Regions from separate parts of the Homo sapiens genome. Here all the other regions are linked to region 2. Evidence: chromatin contacts called from ENCODE Hi-C or POLR2A ChIA-PET data. All regions are on one chromosome and are shown on one strand. The core of a region is the stretch at or near the end of the contact, and the rest is flanking DNA. Distances in the headings are between cores, read along the strand shown.

What was found. A loop is a pair of places that touch in the nucleus more often than their neighbours do. ChIA-PET counts read pairs that join two places held with the same protein, here RNA polymerase II (POLR2A). Pooled maps may share reads with other maps.
Region 1: a pooled map shows a loop between it and region 2 (5-fold over the local background). The contact joins the promoter of SLC4A8 here to the promoter of TFCP2 in region 2. A Hi-C loop is called at or near these places in 5 of 50 pooled maps. POLR2A ChIA-PET finds 5 or more read pairs at or near these places in 2 of 52 experiments (WTC11 and activated T-cell).
Region 3: a loop to region 2 is called in a map of sigmoid colon, with 20 times the contacts of the local background. The contact joins the promoter of TMT1A here to the promoter of TFCP2 in region 2. A Hi-C loop is called at or near these places in 1 of 168 maps with a recorded cell type or tissue (sigmoid colon), 1 of 37 single-sample maps with no recorded cell type and 8 of 50 pooled maps. POLR2A ChIA-PET finds 5 or more read pairs at or near these places in 4 of 52 experiments (CD8-positive, alpha-beta memory T cell, OCI-LY7, activated B cell and 1 more).

What each region holds. Positions count from the first base shown.
Region 1 is chr12:51,422,989-51,426,923 of GRCh38, forward strand. SLC4A8 (solute carrier family 4 member 8) reads left to right here and starts at 1,843. Exons shown (of 25, transcript NM_001039960.3): 1 at 1,843-2,047. The coding sequence starts at 2,000. SLC4A8-AS1 (SLC4A8 antisense RNA 1) reads right to left here and starts at 2,340. Exons shown (of 3, transcript XR_001749147.2): 1 at 2,252-2,340; 2 at 1,499-1,611. RefSeq lists silencers at 1,602-1,811, 2,082-2,291 and an enhancer at 2,402-2,461.
Region 2 is chr12:51,170,746-51,175,124 of GRCh38, forward strand. It overlaps TFCP2 (transcription factor CP2), which reads right to left and starts at 2,390. Exons shown (of 15, transcript NM_005653.5): 1 at 1,556-2,390. The coding sequence starts at 1,677. LOC124902933 (a long non-coding RNA gene) reads left to right here and starts at 3,810. Exons shown (of 2, transcript XR_007063307.1): 1 at 3,810-3,938. RefSeq lists enhancers at 1,673-1,722, 1,823-2,570, 2,663-2,712.
Region 3 is chr12:50,922,281-50,926,436 of GRCh38, forward strand. It overlaps TMT1A (thiol methyltransferase 1A), which reads left to right and starts at 2,735. Exons shown (of 2, transcript NM_014033.4): 1 at 2,735-3,256. The coding sequence starts at 2,759. RefSeq lists enhancers at 1,849-2,058, 3,072-3,615.

The DNA of each region.
Region 1 (3,935 bases), core at 593-3,092, 250 kb after region 2:
TATTTTAGATTTCTCTGCCTCTACAGTGTTACTTGGGCCTGTTCATTAGTAGGTGTTCAATACATTTTTTATTAGATTGAATTAAAAGCATTCATATTTACTAAGTACTTTCTATGTGCCTGGGATTGGTTGAGGCTCTGTTGAGTATACAGAAGGGCATAAGAAAAATAATCATTGCTTTCAAAGAACTTATAATATTTTAGTAAGCTAAAGTCAACATATAAAGTACTTAAATAACCACAGCATGACAACTGCTATAAGAAAGGTATGAAGTGCCTTGAGAATTCTGGGGAGGGTGAGATGACATCTGTTAGGGGTATCAGGGACAGTAGAATAAAGAAAGGCTTCTTGGAAGAGGGTGGCTTTTGAGATTAACTTTGAAGGATGGTTAAGATTTTGATGGACAAAAATGGGGATGAGGGTAGGATGTGAATTCCAGATTCAAGATGACAGGATTAGTAAAGAGATTGATGGAGTGTGTGGCAATGAACACTAAAACGCAGAGACTAGACAGGAGGCTTATACAGGACATCAGAAATACAATTCTGCTTCAGGGATACTGAAGCCCAACCTTGTTTCCAATTTCAGGACCAACACAAAGGATGGTAAGCAGGGGTGGAAAGTTTTAACATGTATCAGACTACCTTCCCCAACTGTAGCTTCTTTAGGGGCTGAGAATTATTTGCAACAATTCTTCCCCTGACCCCAATTTGGACCTACCTGAAGTCTGGTATGATAGTGCATATAAAACAAAAGGCCCCACGGCCGGGTGCCATGGCTCACGCCTGTAATCCCAGCACCTTGGGTGGCTGAGGCGGGCAGATCACCTGAGGTCAGGAGTTCCAGACCAGCCTGGCCAACATGGTGAAACCCCGTCTCTACTACAAATACAAAAAAATCAGCCGGGCGTGGTGGTGGGGACCTGTAATCCCAGCTACTCAGGAGGCTGAGGCAGGAGAATCGCTTGAACTGGATAGGCGGAGGTTGCAGTGATCCAAGAACACGCCATTGCACTCCAGCCTGGGCAACAAGAGTGAAACTTCGTCTCCAAAAAAAAAAAAAAAACAAAAAAAACAACAAAAAAAAAACAAAAAAAACCCAAAAGGTACCTTTCTTTTTCTTGAGGAGAGAGGGTTGCTTCGATTTTAGCCAGCCTCTCTTTTCTTATAAATCCAAATCAAATTTAATGCATTATTCATGATATTCTAACCTTGTGTTAAGTCAGTAGTTCTGTTGCTAAATAATAGTTTGCCTTAGATCATTTCCTGGAAAAGTTCGAAGCCTTTTTGTGGAATTGCTTCAACAGTCATCCTTAGCTCGACCCTGTCCGTGTGTTTTGCTTCTGACTTGAGACTCAAGAAGAAGACCTAAGTCATAGTGAGACTGTGAGGGAGCCTGACACTGCCTGCCTTCTTCAATTTAATGCTCTTTAATCTGGCCATTAGCTCAAGGAAAAACAATTAATTTTAGAAGGCCCTCTCCCCTCATCCGCAATTACCTCCTCCTGCAATCGCGAAGGATGTTTGCCCGGAATTTAAACATCATCTCCCAAGGAATGAAATCAGAATAGGCAAAACCGACACTTTCCCAGTTTTCAAGGGTCAGGTGCAGCTGCAAATAGAAGCAGAGATTTTCTAGCAAGCAGTTGGAAGGACCTTCACGCCCAGAGGCCCCTGAAGGGAGGGAGGCGGTTTCCAAGGCAACCGGGCCCGGGAGCGGTTGGCTCCCCGGCTCCTCCCCCTCCCCGCGGTAGCCCAGGGTACCGCCGGACAGCGTCCTCCCGTGCTCCGCGCCCTGATTGGCTGCGCAGGCCTCTCGCTGATTGGTTGCGGCGGATGCCTCGCGGGCCGGTGGCTATGGAGGCGGCGGCGGTTGATGGTTGACCGTTGGCTCCGGGGTGGGGGTCGCCGTTCGAGTGATCTGCTCAGACCCGACCAGAGGGCGCGGGCTGCTGATGCTTGGCTTGGAGCCCGTGGGGGAGACCTAGTTCGGCTCCGCCATGCCGGCCGCCGGGAGTAACGAGCCGGACGGCGTCCTCAGCTATCAGGTAGGGCCCCGCCTCCCGCGCCTCCCGCTCCTCCCCGGGGCGCAGCCTCCTCATCCTCTGCCCACCCTCCTTCCTTCTGCCCCCGAGCCCAGGCTTCCCAGGCCGCTCCCTGAGGGCGAGGGGAGGCCAGCCCGGGACACCAGGGGGCGCTCCGGGCGGTTGGGGACCAGGCCAGGGCTGCGAGAGAGTGACCTTGGGCCGAACCTGGGATCTGGCCCATCTCTGCCGCATCCCTTGCGCCGCCCGCCCAGGAGCCCTGACAGCCGGCGGGCGGCGACCTCTTGTTCTCCTCGCGTCTTTCTGTTGGAAGGGGCCGGCGTCTGGCCTCGCGTTGTCCTGCCAGAACGTGGGCAGAAAGGGTAGCAGGGACCTTGCTCTGGTGGGGCACGTCTTCTCTTTGTGTTTTTATTTCTGGGGGTTTCTGGTTCCTCAGTGGTTCAGAGGAAAAGCCAGAAAAGACTCTGGAGGCTGGGACCAATCCCTGATAGGGTGACCCGGTTTGTGACTCCCTCTGCCCCATTGAACAGACACCTGAAAACTTCTGGGTAGGGACTGCAAACTGGGCTGAGGATGTGTGGAGGGGTCAGGAACAGGTGCTTATTTAAGGGAATTAAAAAACCAAGGTTAAGTAACTGGTATTGGAACTGTTGGGGCGGCTAATGTAAGGAAAAGCATTGGACTAAGTGTTAGAGTCTGTAGTTTGAAATCCTACCTCTGCCTCACACAAACTTTGTGACCTTGAGTAAGTCACTTGCCTCTTTGAACCTCAGTTTCCCCAGCTATTAAAATGGGAATAGTTATGTCTGCTTTGCATGCTTCACAGGGTTGTTTTGAGGATCAGACGAAGTGCTGTTTGTGAAAGGGCTTTGTGGAGTAATGTTTATTGTGTGACACTCAGTGAATGAGTGGCAGCCCATTGAATTCTCACTCCCCGTTTCCTGTGCAATCAGATGGTGTGGTTTCTGCCTTGGAAAGAGGGTTGGAAGAGGAGGCAAGTCTGAAGTACAGGGCTCTGAAGAGGGTAATGGGCCATCTCAGGAAGGATGACACGTCTTGGAAACAAGTGCCATGTTGACCTCAGGGATGGTTTCCCCGAGGAGGCAGGGAAAATATCCTGAGTTTGCAACAAAATGAGTATCAGACACTGACTCTCTCCTCTTCTTCCTGGTTAATAGTTTGCTACAATTAATAGAAGATACATCCTTCTTTCCTTGCTCTGTCTGAAAAGAACAATATCTAAGATTTTGGAAAATGCATATCTAACCCCCTTAAAGCCTATTAAATGTATTCAATCTCTGTTTGGGATACAATGGTAAGAAAAAATAGGCAATGTTCTTGCCCTCCTGGAGCGTATCATTTAGTGGGGGAGGGGAGAAGTACTATTTTTAATCAAATATCACACAAATAAATATCATAAACTGTGATAAATGCTTTGAAGAAAGATAGGCAGTGCCATAAGCGTGTATAACAGTGGTTCCAGACATGGTCTCAGAGAAGATTTTGCTAAGGAAGAAAATCTGGGCAAAGAGCTAAAGGATGAATAAATGTTAACTGAGGGAAGAGGGGGATCACAGGGCCTGAGAGGCAAAGAGAACAGCTACACAAAAGACCTGTGGCAGAGGGGGACACACCTGGTTAGAGACCTGAAATGAGGCCAGTGTGGTGCAGCAACAAGGAGCGATGAGGGGAATGGTATATGAGATGTGTTCTGGGGTTATAACACACAGGGCCATTTGGAGCCCATGCTGAGGAAGTTGACATTTATCTGAGGAACAAGGGGAAGCCACTGAAGGGGTTTAAGTAGAGGGGAAAGGGGAGAGAGGGGGTCTCTCCTAACCGGGAGAGAGAGAGAGGGCATGAGAGAGTAAATGAGATCATGAACAGATTT
Region 2 (4,379 bases), core at 1,140-3,639:
CTCTGCTCACTGCAACCTCCGCCTCCCGGTTCAAGCAATTCTCCTGCCTCAGCCTCCCAAGTAGCTGGGATTACAGGCGTGCGCCACCACACCCGTCTAATTTTTTGAATTTTTAGTAGAGACGGGGTTTCACCATGTTGGCCAGGCTGTTCTCGAACTCCTGACCTCGTGATCCGCCCACCTCAGCCTACCAAAGTGCTGGGATTACAGGCATGAGCCACCGTGCCCGGCCTGAAGTATTAAATTCTAACTCATAATTTTACTTCAGTGAGGTAAGTCTACTTTGAATTGGCAGGAATAAAGGAACTTTATATAACTCTTAAAAGATCTCATTATCAGAATGAAAAATGCATCTACTTTCCCCCTAAAAAGCATCTTTCCCCTATGAACTCATAAACCCAATGAAAATGTTAAGTTCTAGTCTCTTGACTCACTTATTTAGATTAAGTCTTAATAATGCATTAGGAAACCCAATTATAGTCCATCTACCCCTAAGATGCAGCTGTTTCAACATTTCCATACAGGATTCTTACACATCTATAAATGAAATAAACTATACTGGAGGAATGAAGCAGCCAATGCATGCAACAAGTTATATAGGCAATAATGTTGCTTTCAAAGGAGTTTTTGTTTTGTTTTGCTTTGTTTTTCAAATGGAGTCTCACTTTGTTGCCCAGGCTGGAGTGCAATGACACCATCTCTGCTCACTGCAACCTCCGCCTCCCGGGTTCAAGCGATTCTCCTGCCTCAGCCTCCCGAGTGGCTGGGATTACAGGCCCGCGCCACCACACCCGGCTAATTTTTGTATTTTTAGTAGAGACGGGGTTTCACCACGTTGGCCACGATGGTCTCGAACTCCTGAGCTCAAGTGATCCGCCCGCCTCAGCCTCCCAAAGCGCTGGGATTACAGGCGTGAGCCACCGCACCCGGCCGAAAGGAGATTTTTCATCTGTTATCAACAACTGGCTTGATACATAAAGATCCAGAAGCATCTTAAGTTTTCTTCGTCACTTTTTCATTTCACAGCTTATGTTTTAAAAGTCAGAAATCCCAGAATTAAGTAAAGTCTTAAAGCAAGCTAGTGGTAAGATAGAGCTGTACGGACTTCTTCATCAAGGACTTCCATATCTTTCCAACAAGAAACGAACCAATATTCATCATTAAGCACCAGCTCCCAATTTCCCAACTTCCTAGATACCATTCCTATGCTATATGTAACCCTTCTTCACACAACGTCAGACTTACCCACACATACACCATCAGTCCCCAAGTCTCCCACATTGGCACAAAAGCCTCTCAACATTCATCTGGTTACTAATCAGGGACCACTTCCTTCTTCCACTGATTCTGCACAGGCTTCATATCGCCTACAATCGCTTTTTCCATTTCTTCCACAACACTAACTACTCAAAGCGACAAAAGAACAAGTCCCTTTTCCCCAATCGTAAACAGCTTTTTAAAACTCTATACACCTCCTTCCCACTCAACCCCTTTTCTTAGTGTCTATCCGCCTTTGTTATTCAGAAGGTGTAGGGTCTGGGAAAATCTCACTCACCTCATGCTATAGGCACCAGCACCCAGTTCCTGGCCGATCCCGGACAGGCTAGCATCAAAGTCCTGCACCAACCCGGATTCAATCACTTCGTCGGCCAGAGGCAGCTTCAGAGCCCAGGCCATCCTGGCTCCTTCCTTGCCCCAGGAGACACCGTGTCTTGTACAAAGGCGCGGAGGGTAATTCTACCCAACAGGAGTAACGCAAACCAAGAAAACTACAAACCAAGGTTTCCCACGCAGTGCCCACCAGCCACCCCCAAGCCCGACCAGCACTGCTCTGTGCACAACTAATCTCCCGTACCCTTGGCTGCTCGTTCTTGGCTGCCCCAGGTTCCAAAATCCCCCCTGCCCAGCTCTCAGGAACGTGAGGACCCCTTTGCTCAACTACTGCAGACTTCCCAGAGGCAGCTCTGGACTCCCGCACTCCCACTCCTCTTGAGAGTTCGTAGTGGTGGCTTGCTGCTTCCCAGTCAGACCAGCAGCAGCCGCAGGAAGCCAGCCCGGCGCTCCCACGCTGCTTTTGCACCTTTTCCCCCGCCCCTTTCTGCTGGAGGCCCCCTCCCTCCCAGGTCTCGCTCTCTCTTTCCCCTCCAGGCCTCGCTTCCGGTCAGTCCCACGATCACTTCCGGTCACCCCTTCTCAACCCCACGGCTTAGAACCAAATCCAGGTTTCCGCTGAGCCGACTTCTCGCCCTCTGTAGCCCCCCACGGCCTGGAAACATGGAAGGAGAAAGTCCAGCACAGGCGTAAAACCTAGACTCGCCAGGCCCTTCCACCGTCCGCCGCCCCAGCGCCAACCAATCATGGCGTCCTCTTTCCTCGCCTGCCCGGCGAACATGACGTCACGCTGTCGTTCGCCTATAAAGAAGAGACCGCGTCAGTCTCGGCAGCGATGATAGGCGGGCTGCGCCACGGCTCTGCCCCCGAGATGGGCTGGGCGATCACGGGGAGGACCCGGCGTGCAAGTGTCCGGGTTTAAACGTGTATCCGTGTAGTTACCAGAGTTCTGGTATTCGCTACCCATCAAGTCGTCACCCTGAGCCATGGAAGGAGCCCTTCTTCTAGCCTTATGAACCCACTCCACCCCTGGCGGACTCTTGACGGCTTCCCAAACGCTCCTTACGTGTGTGCGCTTGCTCCTGCCCATACTCCTGTCTCCTTAAACTCACCTCTCCGGAGGTCAAGACCCTGCATAAGTCCCACTTCCCTGTATATTCATTTTATCTTCGGCATCCTCTCTAATGCATTTGAACAGAAAAGCATGAGATCAGTAAAAATGTGGTTTTTAGGCCGGGCGCGGTGGCTCACGCCTGTAATCCCAGCACTTTGGGAGGCCGAGGCGGGCGGATCACCTGAGGTCGGGAGTTCAAGACCAGCCTGACCAACATGGAGAAACCCCGTCTCTACTAAAAATACAAAAATTAGCTAGGTGTGGTGGCGCGGGCCTGTAATCCCAGCTACTCGGGAGGCTGAGGCAGGAGAATCTCTTGAACCCAGGAGGCGGAGGTTGCAGTGAGCCGAGATCGCGCCATTGCACTCCAGCCTGGGCAACAAAAGTGAAACTCCGTCTCAAAAAAAAAAAAAAAAAAAAAAAAAAAAAAAAAAAAAACAGTGGTTTTTAAAAGGTTGTTGTGCTGGTATGGGGTGTTGGAATTTAAAAGATCTGAAAATCAGAGTTTAGGCTGGCGTCTTCATTTGCTACTTTGGTGTCTTCAGAACAATTGCTTAATGTCACAGATTTAGCTTCCTCGTTTGTAAACGGGAGTGGGAGTAACTTTATCTGCTCCACCTTCCTCCTTTGAGGATTGAGTAATAATGGCCATTGTTTATTAAGTATCAACTACTGCTAGGAACTTTATTACACTATGAGTAGTCCTCAAAGCGATCTTGGAATTAGAATTATAAAGCTAAATTTAATGACTCTTATTTTATCAGTAAGAAACCAAGGCTAAGCCCTTAAATTGGCCGGAGCTAAATTGACATGCCAGCTTCAGAGCTGATTCCAAAGCCTGGCATTTTTCGTTACAAGACATTGCCTTTATGTGAAAGTCTTGGTTCATTGTTGTATTCCGTTGCTGAATTTTTTAAAATCTGCCTTGACTTATACTTTTGTATATATCTGCCTCTCTCACTAGATTGATCTAAAGAATAAGGAATAGGTCTTTTTCAGGCTTGCGTTCTAAATATCTCCTACTATAGTTCCTGCTTTCAACAGGACTTTTAAACATGTTTATTGAATTTAAAAAGGAATGAAAAAGGAATAAGAGAACCAAGAAAAAGAGAGAAGTTGACATGAAGATGGCAACATGTTGTGCTGGTATGGGGTGTTTCAGCCACAGGCATCTCTCTGAAGGCTCCAGGCTTAAACCTGCCGTCTTACCTTGGTAAGCCCTAGGATCAAAGTCTTAGCTCATTCTGGAGACATTCAGTATCTCTTTAAGCCATCTTTTCTTCCCATGAGCCAGTTCTATCTCAAAATGTGTGACTGTGGATAAAGGAATGGGTCCTGGGCTCATAGACAAAAAGAGAGATGTCACATGGAGATCTGAGGGCTCAAAGTTTTTGGGTTTTGTTTTTGTTTTTGAGATAGAGTCTTGGTCTCTCGAACAGGCTGGAGTGCAGTGGCGCAATCTCAGCTCACTGCAACCTCCATCTCCCAGGTTCAAGCAATTCTCCTGCCTCAGCCTCCCGAGTAGCTGGGATTACAGGTGTGTACCACCACACCCGGCTAATTTTTGTATTTTTAGTAGCGACGGGGTTTCACCATGTTGGCCAGGCTGGTTCTGAACTGACCTCAAATGATCCACCTGGCGCAGCCTCCCAAA
Region 3 (4,156 bases), core at 1,485-3,984, 250 kb before region 2:
AGACTGGAGTGCACTGGCACAATCTCAGCTCACTGCAACCTCTACCTCCCAGCTTCAAGCAATTCTCATGCCTCAGCCAGGCTGGTCTCAAACTCCTGGCCTCAAGTGATCCGCCTGCTTGGCCTCCCAAAGTGCTGGGATTACAGGTGTGAGCCACGGCACCCAGCCTGATAATTCAATTTCATCTGTCTCAACTGGGCTTTGTGACCCAGGTATTGTCCTTTGCTAAGAGCCTCAGAATGCTGTTTTGTTTTCACAATTCTGAAAAACAGTTTCAGGAACAACATTCAGGCTATTTCCCTAAACAAAAACAAAAGATAAGTGCAAAAGAAAAAAAGAAAAGAGTGTGTCACCAGAAGGATAATGAGGTTGTCTGATTTGTAAAAGGAAATATCTATAGCTGGAGATAAATGGCAAAGTTGTCCAGCCAGGTAGGTTCCCAAAAGTATTTTAATTTTCTTAATGATTATGTCTGGGGTTACTTTGGTACTTTTCTTACAAGCAAACTTTGTGGCCATAGGCCTCTCCATTTTAAAAAGAATAATTAAATTCTCTACAAAATTACTTTCATTCTCCTTTGCTGAGGGCTTTAGAATCTTCCAGTCCTGTGGAGTTGCTCAGTTTCTTCCCTGGATCCTGTTTTCAAAAACAGACAGAAGGGCAACCCGCTCGGGTCCCCTTCCACACTGTGGAAGCTTTGTTCTTTCGCTCTTCACAATAAATCTTGCTGCTGCTCATTTAAAAAAAAAAAAAAGGAAAGGAAACAGGCCACAGACAGAAAACAGGCCACTGATTGCCTCAGGATTAGGAATGCAGAAGGGAGGATCACAATGGAGCAAGAGTAATCTTTTAGGGGTGATGGATATGTTCATTTATCTTGGCTGAAGTGATGGGTTCACAGGTATATAGATATGTCAAAACTTATCAAACTGTACACATTAAATATGTAAAGTTTATTATATGTCAATTCCACCTAAAAAAATCTGTTAAAAATGGAATAGATACAATATTTATAAAATACATGCAGGTTATAACAAATCATGAAACAACAGAACACTCCCTGTATCCATCACCCAGTTTTTTAAAGTAAATGTTTACTATTTTTAAAAAATTATTTTTTTCTGTGTTCCCTAGCCACCCTAAAGCTCAGGCCTTTTTCTTTTTCTTCTTTCTTTTTTTTTTTTTTTTTTTTAAAGAGATAGAGTCTCACTATGTTGCCCAGACAGGATTTGAATTCCTGGGCTCAAGGTATGCTTCTGTCTTAGCTCCTCAGTAGCTGAGACCATGGGCACCCACCACTGTGCCCAGATTCGGGCTTTCTTGTAAAAAGCGGATGGATGCTTGAAACTATTTTCTGAATCCCTTTGGCTCCCAAATGTGAATATTCTGGGAAATATTTTTATCCAAATTAGCTGAGTAATCGAGTAGTTAGGCACATTTTGAAGACTGAGGCTTGTCCTTTAAAAGAAGGGCAGCCCACAAACTGACTTCCTTGAGCCAAAAATTGTTTTAAAAGGGGAAGTACAGCCCAAAACAGTGATTTTAAAATATCAACAAAAAGAGTCAAATTCTGTAAAATATTTAAAGAGATTTATTCTGAGCCAAATATGAGTGACCATGTCCTGTGACACAGCCCTCGGGAAATCCTGAGAACATGTGCCCAAGGTGGTCAGGGTACAGCTTGGTTTTCTACATTTTAGGGAGACATGAGGCTTCAATCAAATACATTTAAGAAATACATTGGTTCAGTCCAGAAAGGCAGGACAACCCGACGCGAGGCAGGGAGCTTCCAGGTTATAGGTACGTTTTAAATTTTTCTGGTTGACAATTGGTTGAGTTTATCTAAAGACCTGGGATCAATAGAAAGGAAATGTCTGGGTTGCAATAAGAGTTGTGGAGACTGAAGTTTTATTATGCAGATGAAGCCTCCAAGTAGCAGGCTTCAGAGAGAATAGATTGTAAATGTACTTAAGGTCTGCGTTGATGTGAATGCCGGCTTGAGGTATAATGAGGCATATCTGACCCCCACTTCCCCTCATGGCCTGAAACAATCTCTCAAGTTAAATTTTAAAAGCGCCCTGGCCAAGGAGAAAGTCCATTCAGATGGTTAGAGGCCTTAGAACATTATTTTTGGTTTACAAAAACGTTGAGTTGTGAACACTGAGAGCCTCTGCCCAGAATGTAAAAGAGAGAATTCTTGCTGACTGTGGCCGGGCATGCATGTCCTTTCACTTCCTTTTTTTTTTTTTAAAAAAAAAAAAAAAAAAAAAAAAAACAGGGTTTGGGCGGGGGAAGTAAGGGGGATGTGTTATGATAAAGGGGCCTTGGCAGCACTCTTCTGGTGTGGTTTGACCAGGCTCCACCCACGAATTCTGTTTTCTTTTAGAGGTCACTGGAGAGCCCGGTGGGGTGTAAGTACACTGCGCTTATAAAACTCTAGCAGGAAGCTAGCAGCTGTCTCCAAACCCAGAGAAGGGGAAACAGGAATCGATTAGGAATAAAGGATTATAATCCACTTTCCTTCTGAGGAAAAGCTGGGAACCTTCTCATTTTGCCTTATGAAAACTAAGCTGAATCGACTGCTGCCAAACATCTATTAGGCAAAATTGGCCTCTTGCCCATGATTTGACTTTCCAGCACAGCCAGTTCTTTTTCTCCTCTGCAGCTGATTGGCTCTGGAGTGTGGCCAGAAGCCTCTCTCCTGCAATTAAAGGAGTCGGGTCTCTAACTGTTGATCTGTTTTTTTCCCTTCTGAGCAATGGAGCTTACCATCTTTATCCTGAGACTGGCCATTTACATCCTGACATTTCCCTTGTACCTGCTGAACTTTCTGGGCTTGTGGAGCTGGATATGCAAAAAATGGTTCCCCTACTTCTTGGTGAGGTTCACTGTGATATACAACGAACAGATGGCAAGCAAGAAGCGGGAGCTCTTCAGTAACCTGCAGGAGTTTGCGGGCCCCTCCGGGAAACTCTCCCTGCTGGAAGTGGGCTGTGGCACGGGGGCCAACTTCAAGTTCTACCCACCTGGGTGCAGGGTGACCTGTATTGACCCCAACCCCAACTTTGAGAAGTTTTTGATCAAGAGCATTGCAGAGAACCGACACCTGCAGTTTGAGCGCTTTGTGGTAGCTGCCGGGGAGAACATGCACCAGGTGGCTGATGGCTCTGTGGATGTGGTGGTCTGCACCCTGGTGCTGTGCTCTGTGAAGAACCAGGAGCGGATTCTCCGCGAGGTGTGCAGAGTGCTGAGACCGGTGAGTGAAAGGGTGTGAGGAGGACTAGTTAGTAGCAGCTATTATCATAGAGGGCAGGCCTGTCAATTTCAGGTGGCTGAAACATTTTAACATAAAAAGTAAACTACTAGAAAATACTGTAGAATTTTTTAAAATTTTAGCGTGGGAGAGAAGCTATAAAGAGAAAGATTGATAAATCTGAATATAAAAACTTAAAACTGCTATAAAGAAAAAACCTCCTGGCCGGGCACAGTGGTTCACGTCTGTAATCCCAGCATTTTGGGAGGCCAAGGCAGGCAGATCGCTTGAGGTCAGGAGTTCGAGACCAGACTGACCAATATGGTGAAACCCCATCTCTATTAAAAATACAAAAATTAGCCAGGCATGGTGGCAGGTGCCTGTAGGCAGGAGAATCGCTTGAACCTGGTGGGGCAGAGGTTAAAGTGAGCCAAGATTGCACCACAGCACTCCAGCCTAGGCAACAGAGTGAAACTCCATCTCAAAAAAAAAAAAAAAAAAAAAAAGAAAGAAAGAAAAAAAAGAATAAGAAAAAAAAACTCCCCAAAACAAAGTTAAACTACAAAACAAGCTTGGAAAAAATATTTGCCAGGGATGATAGACAAAGGGTTAACTTCCCTCATGTTAAAAGACATTACATGTCAATAAGATCAATATTTTTCAATAAGAAAAACAAAAGGGAAAATGGGCAAATAACAGGAACAGAAATGTAAACCAATTATAGGACAAAAGTGCTCAAACTTAAAGAGTTAATTAAAGGAGATACTAATTTTACCTATTATACTGTTAGGGACTTCTTTTAAGGTCAGTATAGGGTTGGGGTGGGTTTAGGGGACTGGACACCACCATACACATTAGAAGAGGTACCCTCTTTGGGTGGTATCTGATAATATCAAAATTTAA